2 separate regions of the Homo sapiens genome follow, and region 2 is linked to region 1. The links are chromatin contacts, found by Hi-C in ENCODE. All regions are on one chromosome and are shown on one strand. Each heading gives the region's core, a stretch centred on a gene start or an enhancer-like site at or near the end of the contact. The rest is flanking DNA. Distances are from core to core; before and after follow the strand shown. Region 1 overlaps DNAJB5 (DnaJ heat shock protein family (Hsp40) member B5). Region 2 has its middle 25 kb from the start of RUSC2.

Evidence for each region. A loop is a pair of places that touch in the nucleus more often than their neighbours do. Pooled maps may share reads with other maps.
Region 2: a map of heart right ventricle shows a loop between it and region 1 (8-fold over the local background). The contact joins two enhancer-like sites. A Hi-C loop is called at or near these places in 2 of 168 maps with a recorded cell type or tissue (heart right ventricle and mammary epithelial cell) and 7 of 50 pooled maps.

The regions. Positions count from the first base shown.
Region 1 is chr9:34,998,045-35,004,929 of GRCh38, reverse strand. It overlaps DNAJB5 (DnaJ heat shock protein family (Hsp40) member B5), which reads right to left. Exons shown (of 5, transcript NM_001349723.3): 5 at 6,502-6,885. It also overlaps the pseudogene LOC100420114. Among named protein-coding and RNA genes, the nearest start is that of DNAJB5, 12 kb to the right of the region's middle. RefSeq lists an enhancer at 1,106-1,606. Within about 2 kb of position 2,994, at least 3 of the 41 ENCODE cell types and tissues checked have a DNase peak (open chromatin) inside an H3K27ac peak, as active enhancers do.
Region 2 is chr9:35,461,261-35,468,060 of GRCh38, reverse strand. It overlaps the pseudogene ATP8B5P. Among named protein-coding and RNA genes, the nearest start is that of RUSC2, 25 kb to the left of the region's middle. Within about 2 kb of position 3,685, at least 2 of the 41 ENCODE cell types and tissues checked have a DNase peak (open chromatin) inside an H3K27ac peak, as active enhancers do.

The DNA of each region.
Region 1 (6,885 bases), core at 1,745-4,244:
ATGACAAGAATTATTTAGATCTTGTAGGATGGAAAAATTAAAAGTGCCATTTTCTGGCTATTTGGAACTACTGTTGAGTTTGTATTGGGGTCAAGCAGCATTGCAGAAGAAAATAAGATGCTTAGATTTTAGGTCAGGTGAGAGTTGAAGAGGTTTTAAGTTCTTAAGAACACAGGCTAAGGGAGAAGGAGGAGGAATGGAGGGTGGAAGGTTGCCCATAGTGAAGGAAGCAAGCCCAGAGAAAAGAGAGTAGAGACACGGAGGGAAGGGGTTCGGGGGTTCTTACCCTCCAGAAAAGCAGGAAAGGGGTCGGGGCACAGAAATAAGGGGTTGGGGTGCAGAGATAAGAGGTCAGGGTGCGGAAATAAGGGATTGCGGTGTGGAAATAAGGGATCGGGGCACAGAGATAAGAGGTTGGGGTGCGGAAATAAGGGATCGGGGCGCAGAGATAAGAGGTCGGGGCATGGAAATAAGGGATCGGGGCTCAGAGATAAGGGGTCAGGGCGTGGAAATAAGGGATGGGGCACAGAGATAAGAGGTTGGGGCACAGAAATAAGGGATCGGGGGTTCTTGCCCCCAGAAAAGCAGAGAAGGGGTAGAGACACGGAGAGAAGGGGTTGGGGGGTTCTTGCCCCCTAGAAAAGTGGTACTTGCAGCTAAGGGTGAAGGAGAAGGGGTTGGGGGGGTTCTTGCCCTCTAGAAAAGCAGAGGAGTAGAGACATGGAGAGAAGGGGTTGGGGGGTTCTTGCCCCCTAGAAAAGCAGTACTTGCTGCTAAGGGTGAAGGACCAAGGCAGGTGTCCCCATGTGGTCAGACACCTCTGAAACATGGGTGAAAAATCAGAGAGGTGTCCCTGCAATGATTAAACACCAAGGGAAGGCTGCCTTCCTTAGTCCGTGACTGGCGCCAGAGTTTTGGGTCCAAGGATAAAATGTGTCTCCTTTGTCTCTACCAGAAAATGAAAGGAATTGAAAGTAAGAGAGGGAGAGATTGAAGGGTGGCGCCAAGATTGAAAGGAGAAAGTGGTTGAGGGATAGTGAGAGAGGTTGGAGAAGAGAGTAAGAAGAGGCCGCTTACCCGATTTAAAATTGGCGAGATGTTCCTTGGGCTGGTGGGTCTGAGGACCCGAGGTCGTAGGTGGATCTTTTTCACAGAGCAAAGAGCAGGAGGACAGGGGATTGATCTCCCAAGGGAGGTCCTCCAATCTGAGTCACAGCACCAAATTTCATGCGCGTCTGTGTGAAGAGACCACCAAACAGGCTTTGTGTGAGCAACAAGGCTGTTTATTTCACCTAGGTGCAGGCGGGCTGAGTCCGAAAAGAGAGTCAGCCAAGGGAGATAGGGGTGGGGCCGTTTTATAAGATTTGGGTAGGTAAAGGAAAATTACAGTCAAAGGGGGGTTGTTCTCTGGCGGGCAGGGGGGGCGGTCACAAGGTGCTCAGTAGGGGAGCTTTTGAGCCAGGATGAGCCAGGAGAAGGAATTTCACAAGATAATGTCATCAGTTAAGGCAGGAACAGGCCACTTTCATTTCTTTTGTGGTGGAATGTCATCAGTTAAGGCAGGAACCGGCCATCTGGATGTGTACATGCAGGTCACAGGGGATATGATGGCTTAGCTTGGGCTCAGAGGCCTGGCAAGTATAATGTGGCATTTCTGGAAATCAGACTCCCCACCCCGACCCCAAGCTTTGTTGTTGCTATTTGTCATTGTTGTTTGCTTGTGTCGTGACTTTACTAATTGTGTAAATTGTGTATTTTTTTTTGTTGTGTGTGGCCACTGAAGTGTCTGCTTGGCTAGCTTAGCCAAAGACTAGACAGAGGTTTCATTAAGTGATTGCACCCAATGAGTCTACCAGTCTTTGCTGGAGGGGTATATACATAAATTTTTCTGGAACTATTTTAGAGTCACTTGCTGGCATACAGGACAACATAGGCTCCCAACCACTGTGGAGCACCAAAGACAAACCAGAGCAGCTGCACATCCTCAGCAGCTCCCAAATTCCAAAATCTTGGGGGATGGAACCATCTCTCCTGGAGTCTCACCTCTGCACAGTGAGGCCCTGGTGGCTACTGTCCTGACTTCTGGTGATTATTTTGCACTGGAGTCTCTCTTTGTTTTAGTCAGTAGAATCTCTAATGCCCACTTTCACTTTCTGGTTTAAATACAGGCTAAAGGTTCCCCACTGCTCCCCCAGCCCCAAACTCTGTTTCATCCCAGCACCTACCTTGGGCCCACCTTCAATCCTCATTCCTGCTCCTATTACTTTCTTTTTCACCCCAGATTAAGGCTTCTGGGGTATCCTTTCCTAGGACGCAGAATGAGGTATAGTCTGTCACCCCAATTGAAGCTCAACATTTGTTGAGAATTTCTAGTTTTTACTCTGTAATTCAGAGATCTTAGGAAGAATTTTGTCTTCCATCTCCCAACCTTGTTCAGTACAGCCTGGCCTCCCAGGACTATGTGCCATTTTCTATTCTTCCTAGAGAATTTCCTATAAGCAATAATATTTGGAACCAACTAGAGCACTGCTTTTGAAAGAGGCTCATGTAGCACTAGTGGGTCCTGGCCTAGAGGATCCAAGAGCTTTTGGTGCCGATGCAGCCTCAGGGCAAATAACAGACACATCTCAGCTAAGGAACAATCATAGATTCTTACAGCCCTCAAGGTACTTATGGGTCAAAGCAGCAAGGGTCTAAGGAAGAATTGATTGGGCACCCAAGAAGCTTCCATATGAGGGGCCCCCCGCCAAGTTTCAGAATGACCTAGGGAAGGGTCTGAGGCATAGCCTGAGAAAGAGTCCCAAAGGTAACCTATCAAGGTGTTCAGAAAGCTACTCAGTAGGGGTTTTGGGGGCTGATTCATCAGAGGAGACCAAAAAAAATGACTTGTTGAGTCACTCAAGGAATGGGTCAGGAAATGACATAAATGCATTCAAGAGAGAACCTAGACTGGAAGCAACTGGAAAACACCCTGAAAGTTCACTTGGGCAGGTGGCCTATATATGTGTGTTGTTCATAGCTTGCTGACAGTGATATATTGCTCCCTTCTGGGAAGTCCTATAGCTACTTGAAAACTGGAAATTTGGCACCCTCAGTGCAGGAACACTGCCTAAATACCTCTTGGAAGCTTTCCTTTCTTGATGCAGGTGCTACACAGGCACTAGAAGCCTAAGTGGTATGGTTTTGAGCATGGCAGAGATAGAGTTTACCTCTTTAAAGTCTCTGAATCTGTAAAACTTAAGGTGATAGAGACCCAATCATGGCTCCTTTCCCAAGTCCACCTTTATCCCTCAGCCACCCATGTTTCAGGGATGGCTAAATTGAGGTTGCTTAGTTCCTTGAAACAAACAGGCAGGTCGGGAGATAAGCTGATCACAAGAAATTCAACCCCCACCCTGGAAGTCCTTTCCCTGCCTCCTCAACTGTGAGCAAGGAAGTCCAGAGGACCCTGAGTTCAAGGAGGAGAGCAAACAAACTTTTTAGCTCCTTTTGCCCTCTCCATGGACAAGTCGTGTCAGAGTGGGACTATTTGAGGGCCAAGAGAGGCAGTCCAGAGTTACTTCAAGTTAGACAAAGGCAGGACACACCCAACAGATGAGAGTGGAGTTGTATCCCAACAGACTCTGGCCATGGAGGAGCATTGTCTGGAGGCAGAAGGGGCTCACCACAGAGCATAGCATCTTCTTGGAGTTTTTTCTTTAGGAAAAGGATATGGGAGATTAGGTATTTCTTTAAGAGCCGAAGAAGACAGGGAGGTAGGAAGTCCAAAGAGACTTCAGTTCCTAAGCCACAACAGGAAGATGTCCAGGAGATAAATGCCTATCTGAGTAGTCAAGGAGCTCCGGTGACTAAGGAATACTCCCCAACCAAGAATACTGGTTGCCCAAGATCCAGGATGGCCAAGCCTTAAGGGGATATTACTGTCATACAAGATGAGCAAATGATTGTCATAGTACTGTCATTACAAAATCACACACACATACACACACACCCCTACTATAAAAACATTCAAGGGCTTATCAATGTGAGAAAACCCGATAAAGACCCCAACCCCTCAGGACCAGATTGAACTAGTCTCTCCCACAGCTCTTTTACTATCTTGACTTTTCTACAGCTCTGTGCATGCATGCCTGTCTCTAGGGATGGTTACACAGGCATCACAATAGCAGAAATTCCTCATGCAGTCTCTAAGAAGGGTAAGGTTCAAATTGCAGGTAAGGTTGCAGTCAGCCTTAGGACTTTCTCATTGAAGTGTCCCTTGCCTCAGATAGCCTTGCTTCTAGGCTCTCAAAATCCTATTCCCGGCTGGGCGCGGTGGCTCACATCTGTAATCCCAGCACTTTGGGAGGCCAAGGGTCACCTGAGGTCAGGAGTTCAAGACCAGCCTGGCCAACATGGTGAAAACCCGTCTCTACTAAAAAATACAAAAATTAGCCAGGTGTGATGGTGGGCGCCTATAATCCCAGCTACTTAGGAGGCTGAGGCCAGAGAATCGCTTGAACCTGGGAGGCGGAGGTTGCGATGAGCCGAGATCATGCCATTGCACTCCAGTCTGGGCAACAAGAGTGAACTCTGTCTAAAAAAAAAAAAATCCTATCCCCAGAGTGTGCTCAGCAGGACATGATAATTTCCCAGGTCTTGTGTGTCTACACAGAGGCCAAAGGGAGCAGTTTGGCCCAGCAGACCAGAATCCCAAATCTTCAGGCCTCAGGAAAAATCCTGGACAAGAATTTAGCCACAAGTCAAGAGAGAGGCTACCCTAGGAGCCCCAAAGGAGGAGAGCATTGAGTAGGGGATGTAGGGTGCGGGCATCTCCCTGCTCAGGCCAGGGGATTAGCAGATACCCTTGTAAGCAAGACCCCCTGGTTTCTGCACATTTTCTCCTTTCGAACGGGGTACAAAAGTACCTCAGGTGAAAGGATGAGGAGGTTTTTTTCAGTGTCTTTATTGTGGGGAAAAAAGCCAATTAGTGTCAGCTTAAGCCTGGCCCAGCTAAAGGCAGTGCTGTCTGGATAGTACTGGGGACACTGGCACTCAGGAGGGCATGACTGTCATGGGCCTGATCCTGGAGAAGATGTGGGATTCATGCTCAAAGTCAGCCCCAGGAGGATGTCCAGGGCTAGGCAGAGCCCGCAGATGGGCATTTCTTCAACTATAGGGCTCCTTCTACCCAGACCGCAGGAAAGGGACAAGTGCCCCCTCATGCAGCCACCACTCAGGTCCTGAGGGCCAGAGTTGTCTCTGTAGACACAGGCAGGTCAGAGGCCAGGACAGACATCCCTAGATAACTGAGATTTGAGGATTTGCAGCTGTGTTCAGTGCTTCTCAGGGAGCCTGTGTCCATAGCCAGGCCTCACCAGCGTGGGCCAAGGAGGCCAGGTACCTCTGGCTACCCTCTCCAATGTCCAGGCTCTGTCTTTTACTGCTAGCCACCATGAATATTATATAGTACTATAAGTGTTTAACTGTACATAGCACATATGAAAGCACTTTTCACAGCTATTGTTCATAGAACATGCTTATAAGCCAGAACCATAAAACCTTAATTATAATACATCAACTCCATACTTCCAAAGAACATACCTTCCCACAGGAATATCGACCAGTACTTTTCATCGTACATTCAGTCGTTCATCGTACATAGCACATTACAGTCAAATAAATCCTCGTCACCACAGATATCCCCCCCCAGATAGTGGTTTCTCGCTCACCATCCTCCGTGAAATCAATATCCTGCACAAGAGTGCTACTCTCCTCACTCCGGGCCCAAACACTTGGGGGTAGCTCTTCTAGTCAGCCAGAAAGTCCTTCAGCCTCGCCAGGAGCAGTGGCTCATGTTTGTAATCCCAGCACTTTGGGAGGCCAAGGCAGGCGGATCACTTGAGGTCAAGAGTTTGAGACCAGCCTGGGCAACATGGTGAAACCCTGTCTCTACCAAAAATACAAAAATTAGCCGGGTGTGGTGGTGCATGCCGGTAATCCCAGCTACTCGGAGGCTGAGGCAGGAGAGTCGCTTGAACCTAGGAGACAGAGGCTGCAGTGAACCAAGATCGCATCACTGCACTCCAGCCTGGGCGACAGAGCAAGACTCCGTGTCAAAAAAAAAAAAAAAAAAAAAAAGTTCTCCACCCCCTCCTAGAAAAAAATTTTCTCCTAGAAGGAAAATTTGTCTGACTCAGAGAAAATTTAGACAAGAAGAGAAAATCTGTTTTCATGCTAGCACATCTGAAGACAATGGTCTCTGTCTCTCATGAGCAGGGATATTTTTCCTTCCCAAATAGATGTTTCTTCTAATAGCTGAGTGGTACTTTCTGTCTGTGCTGTGTTTGAAGTATAAGTTTTAGAAATCCCAGGAGGCTTCGAGGAAGGCAGAGGTCAGCTTCAGCTTATACTGAGGGCCTGCTTGGGCTTCTCAAAGGTGACCAGAGCCCGGGAGGGAGGATGACAGTGGCCCTCCTCAGCCACCCCCATCCCAGGTTTGTTGCTCCTGCTCAGATGCCATATTTTTAAAATACTTTATTTTTTACATAATACTGTCATTACAAAAAAATACAAAAAAACTACTATAAAAACATTCGGGGGTTGTCAAAGTGAGAAAACCTAAAGACCCCACCCCAGGATCTGGCTGAAGCAGTCTTCCCCCAGCTTCTTCACTATGACCTTTATACAACTATGGGGGTGGGGTGGGATCACACAGGCATAAAAGGGCTGGAAATTCCCCACACAGCCTCCAAGGGTAAGAAATGAGTAGCTTCACATATCACAAAAGTGGGATTTGGAAGTTTGGGGGTGGCTAGGCCCTGAGTTCAGAGGTGTGGGGAAAAACCTGTGACCCTGAATCTCTTGGTGGGGAATAGCTGCCACCTGACCCCAAAGCCCTTTCCC
Region 2 (6,800 bases), core at 2,436-4,935, 460 kb before region 1:
GCAAGGAAGCAAAGAAACAGGATAAACTCAAAAACTACGTCTAGGAAAGAATTTTGGGGGGCAGGGGGTTACTGATACATGAAACTAATTGGAAGCAAACAGATGAGAAGCCTTATGGGTTTTGAAGGAATGGTATTACTAGATAACTATGAGCCTGGTCTAAAAAAGCCTGTGACTGTTTGGAAATCCTTAAAACCACACTGGGCAGGAAGCAGGTTATAAAAACTGCAGTCCCTAAGAAGAGCATACTCCCCAACATCCACTTCAGGGTTGGTCAGCAAGGATAAAGAATGAGGGAAAACTTCTCAGGAGTGGAGCCAGAAATCACTGAGAGCAATGAATAAAGGAGATCCTCTCACATCTCCAGACCAAGAGGAACTTCATTTAGATCTGATGGAGAGGACTGTGCATCAGTGAGAGATCTTGGACTCTGAGTTGGATGCAGAGACTGGGTAGGATTTGGGGGAGATGATGAGGGTGTTCCATATGTGGGAGGAAAAGTGAAATGGTATGATGATCAGAAGGGTAGATTGTGGCAGCGATAATGATATGTATTCATTAAATTCTATTTTCTTTTCCTTCTGAGCACATATCTAGAGCACATTTCCCAAGCTCTCTTGCAGTTATATGGGTCATGTAACTCTGTTCTAGCCAATGCAATGCTGGTGGAAGTGATTATGCTACTTACACGCTTGGCCCTAAAAATCTATTATGTGTGGCCGGGTGCAGCAGCTCACGCCTGTAATCCCAACACTTTGGGAGGCCGAGGTGGGCAGATCATGAGGTCAAGAGATTGAGACCATCCTGGCCAACACGGTGAAACCCCATCTCTACTAAAAATACAAAAATTAGCGGGGTGTGGTGGCACACACCAGTAGTCCCAGCTACTCAGTCCTCAAGGCTGAGGCAGGAGAATCGCTTGAACCCAGGAGGCAGAAGTTGCAGTGATTCAAGATCGCTCCACTGCACTCCAGCCTGGGCAACAGAGCGAGACTCCGTCTCAAAAAAAAAAAAAAAGAAAAGAAAAAAAATCATGTGTGAGTCTTCCTATTCTCTCTTTTTCCCCATCTGCTGGTTGAATGCAGGGAATCCAGTAGAAGATCCTGAAATCCAAGAGGTTGGTGGGGCCATTAGCTAGAAAGAGTGTTCCTGAGTTATTGGTGGAGCAAGCTGCCCCTCCCCACAACAACCTTCATTGTATTGTCACATGTCACTGAGATTTTAAGGCTGTTTTTTTATTTTGGTTATCTTATTTTGACTAATACAACTATACTACTCATAGTTCCAGATTAATCTGATGCCCTCTATTTTTGATTATTTAACATTTAATTATTAACACACATAAAGACATATGCAGAAATCACAGATATATGTTGATGAATTTTCCCAAAGTAATCACACTAATGGAACAAATACCCAGAACAAATAAATTGAATATTCTCAGCACCCATAAACCACCCTATGTCCCCTTTCAGTCACTATCCCCCTAAAATCACACATATTTAAAGTATACAACTATATACTAGACATACACACACACGCATACACACACATATCTGTGAAACCATCACCATACTCAAGTTAGTGAAATATTCATTATTCCTAGGTTTCTCGTGCCCCTTTGAATTCCTCCTCCCCACCTTCCCACTTCTCCCTTCCCCTGGTCCTCAGGCAACCACTAATCTGCTTTCTGACACTTTAGAATATTTGAAATTTTTAGATTTTATACAAATGGAATCATATAGTATGTACTCTTTTTTTCTGGCTTCTTCTACTTAGCATAATGACTTTGGGATTCATCCATGTTTTTGCATCTATCAATTGTTCATTTTTTTAATACTGAGTAGTGTTCTATTGTATTGATATTGCACAATTTGTGTACTAATTTTTCTTTTATTGAACATTTGGGTTGTTTCCAGTTTTTGACTATTGTAAACAAGGCTGTATGGAACATCTGTGTACAAGTCTTTGCATGGACATAAGCTTTCATTTCCTTTGTACATATCTAGGAGTACAATCACTGGATCCTATAAAAAATTTATCTTTAACTTTTTAAGAAACTGCCAAATGTTTTCCAAAGTTATTATGCCATTTTACATTCCTACCAGCACTATATGTCCACCTGCCTCTAGAGACAACATGATGTTATTGAACCACCTCGAAGTCTACCCAACAGTCTTTACATCTACCCAAGAGTCTTCACATCTGTGACCTTGGTCACAAAGTATGGCTGGCTCAAAGCAAACCATCCCCATTGCTAGATAATGGGAGGTTTCATCTTTGTGCTACTGATGGGAAGGTCTTTGAAGACAAGACTAGAAAAGTAGGAGGAACAGGTCTAACTGGGACCATTCCCAGAAACTGATATTTTAAATTATTTTTTATTATGGAAAATTTAAAACACCAATTAAAGTATATAAATAGGACAACAAACCCCCATGCACCCGTGTACCCATCACCCAGCTTCAACAATTGTCAATTCATAGCCAGTCTAATTTCATCCAAACCTCCTCTTCCCCTGCCTTCTCAGAATAAATCTGTCACATTATGCAATTTCATCTGTTTAATATATAGTTCTAAATGGTTAAGATCTTATTTTAAAACACAATCAAAACCAGTATCACTTAAAAATTAGCACTAAACGCTTAATATCATTCAGTATCAAAAACTGGTATTTGAGAGTTGAGTGAGGGGCCGGGGAACAACAAAACAAAGGAGAATTGGGATAAAACACATAAAATCTGCTTTTATTCCTAGCCCAGTCCAGATTCACACTGAGTAGCTCAGCTCTTTGTGATGAGGGTTTCTCTGGGGCCATGCAATCTTTCCTTCTCAATCTTATTCCCACTTCTTATCTTTCTCTTCAATTAATCATGTGAAAACAAAGCTATTCTCATGGTTCAGATAAAGCCTCAGTGAATTATTGATCTGAGTTTGAGTTCTACTGCTCAAACTAAGCCACCAGAAAGGAAGACCACTTCTTATCAGCCCAAGCCCCAGAAAGCAGGGCTACCCTGACAGCCTGAATCCTGAAGGTGTAGGGCACAGTGTTTTCTTTCTTCATTGCTAGAGCTTTTCCTGCCATCATGAGGCCTTCAAAGCCCTTGCAGATGTTCTACATTTCTTTTTATTGTGATAGGGTTTTTTGGTACTTAGTCTTTAAAGCTTCACTTTACTTCCTTTCCATAAGGAGAAAGAAACAATAAATCATCAGTTTGTTTGGTTATTGCTACAGACCCTAGAGATTACTTAATACCAGAGCTAGTCAGACCAAAGAAGCACAGACAGCCTCCCATTTAGCAAAAAGTGGCTTCAATAAAGAGTGAAATAAATAATTTTGTCACTCTTGACAAAACTGACCAAAATCAAGGCCACTGGTCTCATAAAGGTGCTCCCTGGCCTCAGGCAGCCTGTCAAAAGAAAGCACTCCTTGGGCTTTTGGCCCTTCACATCTGTGTTTTACATTGTGCCTTACCCCAGAAGGAGATCCTGGATCTCTGGCACCATTTCAATTTCATGCACTTTGCTCATTTGTCTCACAAATACACTCCTAGTTAACAGATCATGATTTAGAAGGCATTGTCACTGGGAGTTCTGGTCACTGGGGAGAGAGAAGGGATCTAACCCCCAGCTCAGCGGTGGGCTCATCAGGAAGGAGCTTTGCTAAACGTGCTTCCTGTGTCTGCCAGATTTTCTTCTAAGAGGCATTTCCAAAAAATGGGGGAAAATGAAGTGTTTAAATCAGGAAGGATTTCTGGTTCAGTTTACTTCAAGAAATGGAAGTGTTTTACATATGACTAATTGACAATGTCCTGGCACAAATACCACAGAAACAAAACTGCTGAGCTGATAAGAACCTAGCTAATTCAAGAACATTTCTTCATTTAATAATTCAATAGAGATTTACTAAGCACTACTTTGTGCAAGGCACTTCCAAAAATATGAAGATGAATATGGTGTAATTTCTACTGTAGAGGCTCATAATCTGTTGGCTAAGACGTTCATTCATTTTTTTCACTCACTCAACAAATAATAATGAAGCTCCCATTATATGTCAAGGATCGTTCCAGGGACTTAGGGACACAGTGGTGAAAAAAGACAACATCCTTGTGGAGAGAGGTAGACAACAAACAAGAAATGAAAAAAATACCATTTAGTGATAAATGCTGTGAGGAAAATAAAACAGGTTAATAGAATAGAGGGTCTTGATGGGGGTGTTAGAGACCTTTTATCTGAAAAGGTAGCATTAAATGATGAAAAAGAAGCAAGCCATGCAAAGACTTGGGGGCAGACATTGCCAGCAAGGGTAAAGGTCCTAGGGTAGGAACAAGTTTGCTCTCTTACTTGACTTGCAGTTTTCCTGGGTACAGATTTCTAGGTCAAAATATTTTTCACTAAGAACTTTGAAGGTATGACCCTACTGGTTTCTAGGACCCAATGGTGCTTTTGAGAAATCCGATACCAATCTGCTTCCCATTTTTGTTAATATCTTATTTTTATCTCTATAAGAATTTTAAAGGGATTTCTCTTCTCTGTAACTAAACCTTTCTAGTTTGATCCTCTGTTTAAAAACAAATTATTTCTCTAATATTTTCTGTCTCTGTGTCTTTTTGTTTTATGGTCCAGGAGAGATTTTAATCCTTTAATGGGTTTTAAAAAAATATTAGCAATCCCATTTTTGATTTCCCAAATTCTATTTTGTTGTTGTTCTTAGATATTTTTCTTCTTTCCCCCTTTTAAAGCAACCTATTCTTATTTTATATATGTAATTGTTTCTTTTCTCTGAGACTAGTCATAAAAATGTTTTAAAGTTCTTTTCTTTTCTCTTCCCTGAAATATAATTTGTTTATTCTAGGTTCAGGTATTTTTTTTTAAGATGGGATATTGCTAAGTTGCCCAGGGTAGAGTGCAGTGGCTGTTCTCAGGTGCAGTAATGGTGCACTATAGCCTTGAACTCATGGGCTCAAGTGATCCTCTTGCCTTAGCCTCCTAAGTAGCTGGGAACCACACCCAGCTTCCAGGGTCAGTTATTCTATTTGTTCATCCTCATCCACCTTTTTATGCTACTTGTTTCCCTCTAGTCCACTTAAAAATATAAGTAAAATAATAGTTTGATTATTATAGGTTGCTGGAGTAGATTTCATTTCTTTTGGTTAATTTTGTTTTCCTAACAGGCCACTCCCTTGAATGGGAAACCATGAGTTCTCTGTTGGTAGAAAGAATACGTTTTTTAACAAATTTCACCCTAGGATGTACAAGAAACTTGCAGGCAAACTCAAGCCCCCCAAATTTAAAATTAAGTGGGTTTTACTCTAAGTGCTGACACTCAGATTTACAAGCCTTAGTTCTCTGCAGGTAGGTTGTTAAATTTCTTTCAAAAGCAGTTCTTTTGTTTGGGACTGGTTATTAATCCTTTGTCAGATGGACAGTTTGCAGATATTTTCTCCCATTCTGTGGGTTGTCTCTTCACTTTGCTAATTGTTTCTTTTGCTGTGCAGAAGATTTTAAACTTAATGTGATCCCATTTTGTCAATTTTTGCTTTGGTTGCCTGTGTGCTGGGATTATAATGAGCTCAAATAACTCTACAGGAAAAAACCTAATAGTCCAATTTAACAACGGACAAAAGATCTGAATAGATACTTCTCAAAAGAAGACATACAGATGGCAAACAGGTATATGACAAGGTGCTCAACATCACTGATCATCAGAGAAATGCAAATCAAAACTACAATGAAGCCAGGTATGGTGGCTGATTTCTTATTGCTCAACGTCCTTTTCTTTCTAGTTTAAGGACTCTCTTCAGCATTTTTTTGTAGGACAAGTGTGATGTTAATGAAACTGCTCAACTTTTGTTTGTCTGGAAAAATCTTTCTTTTTCCTTCATGTTTGAAAGATATTTTTACTAGATATACTAGTCTAGGTAAAGTTTTTTCCCCTTCAGCATTTTAAATATGTCATGCCACTCTCTCCTGTTAGATATGAGTTCTAAATTTCTTTTCAGAGAATTAATATGTCAGTATATTCAGTTATTTGCCTTCTACTTTTAAACTTAACTTCCTCATAAAGCAACCTTTTTCGATTACCTACTCCACCCTGACTCATTCTGATCACCTGCTCCACCCGAAATCATTCCAATTACCTGCTACCTGCTCTTCTGCCCTGACTCCTGCCAAAGCACTCACCCCATCATTCTCTTTAAATTAGCCAATCGGAATTAGTTTAACCTGTGTGGTCTAACCCTAGCCAATAGGGGAATGACACAGCAGCAGGGACCACGTACACCAGGGATAAGAACCCCTTCCCCTCCCTTGTCCAAGTGTGCATTCACCATTGTTCCATCTGTAAGGGCACACCCTTCTATATAGAAGTAACTTGCCTTGCTGAGAATTAAAAAGAAAATTTTATATTTGAATGCTATTTCTTTTGTGGCACCAAAACTTTATATATAACAATTTGGGGGGCTCGTCCAGGATTACATTCCCCTCCAGGACTGTCTCTGGTTCTCTCTCGTGAGGAGGTGCACCCGGCCCTATTGTGGCGGCCTCAGGGGTGAGAAATCAAGACCCACCCAGTGTGAGGAATAACCTGAGCTCTTAACAACACGAGGGGTCAGGGAGAGGGGGTACTGGCCAGCAACCTAGCTTAAATGATCCTCACATACTGCAGTGATGACTCTGCACAGACCAAGGAAGGAGATGCCATGGGAGCCCGTAAAGTACTTCCTTGGTGGTCAAATTCTGGAGGGCTAAATGTGTGTGTGTGTGAATGATCACCAACAACCCTGCTTGTGGTGTTATTC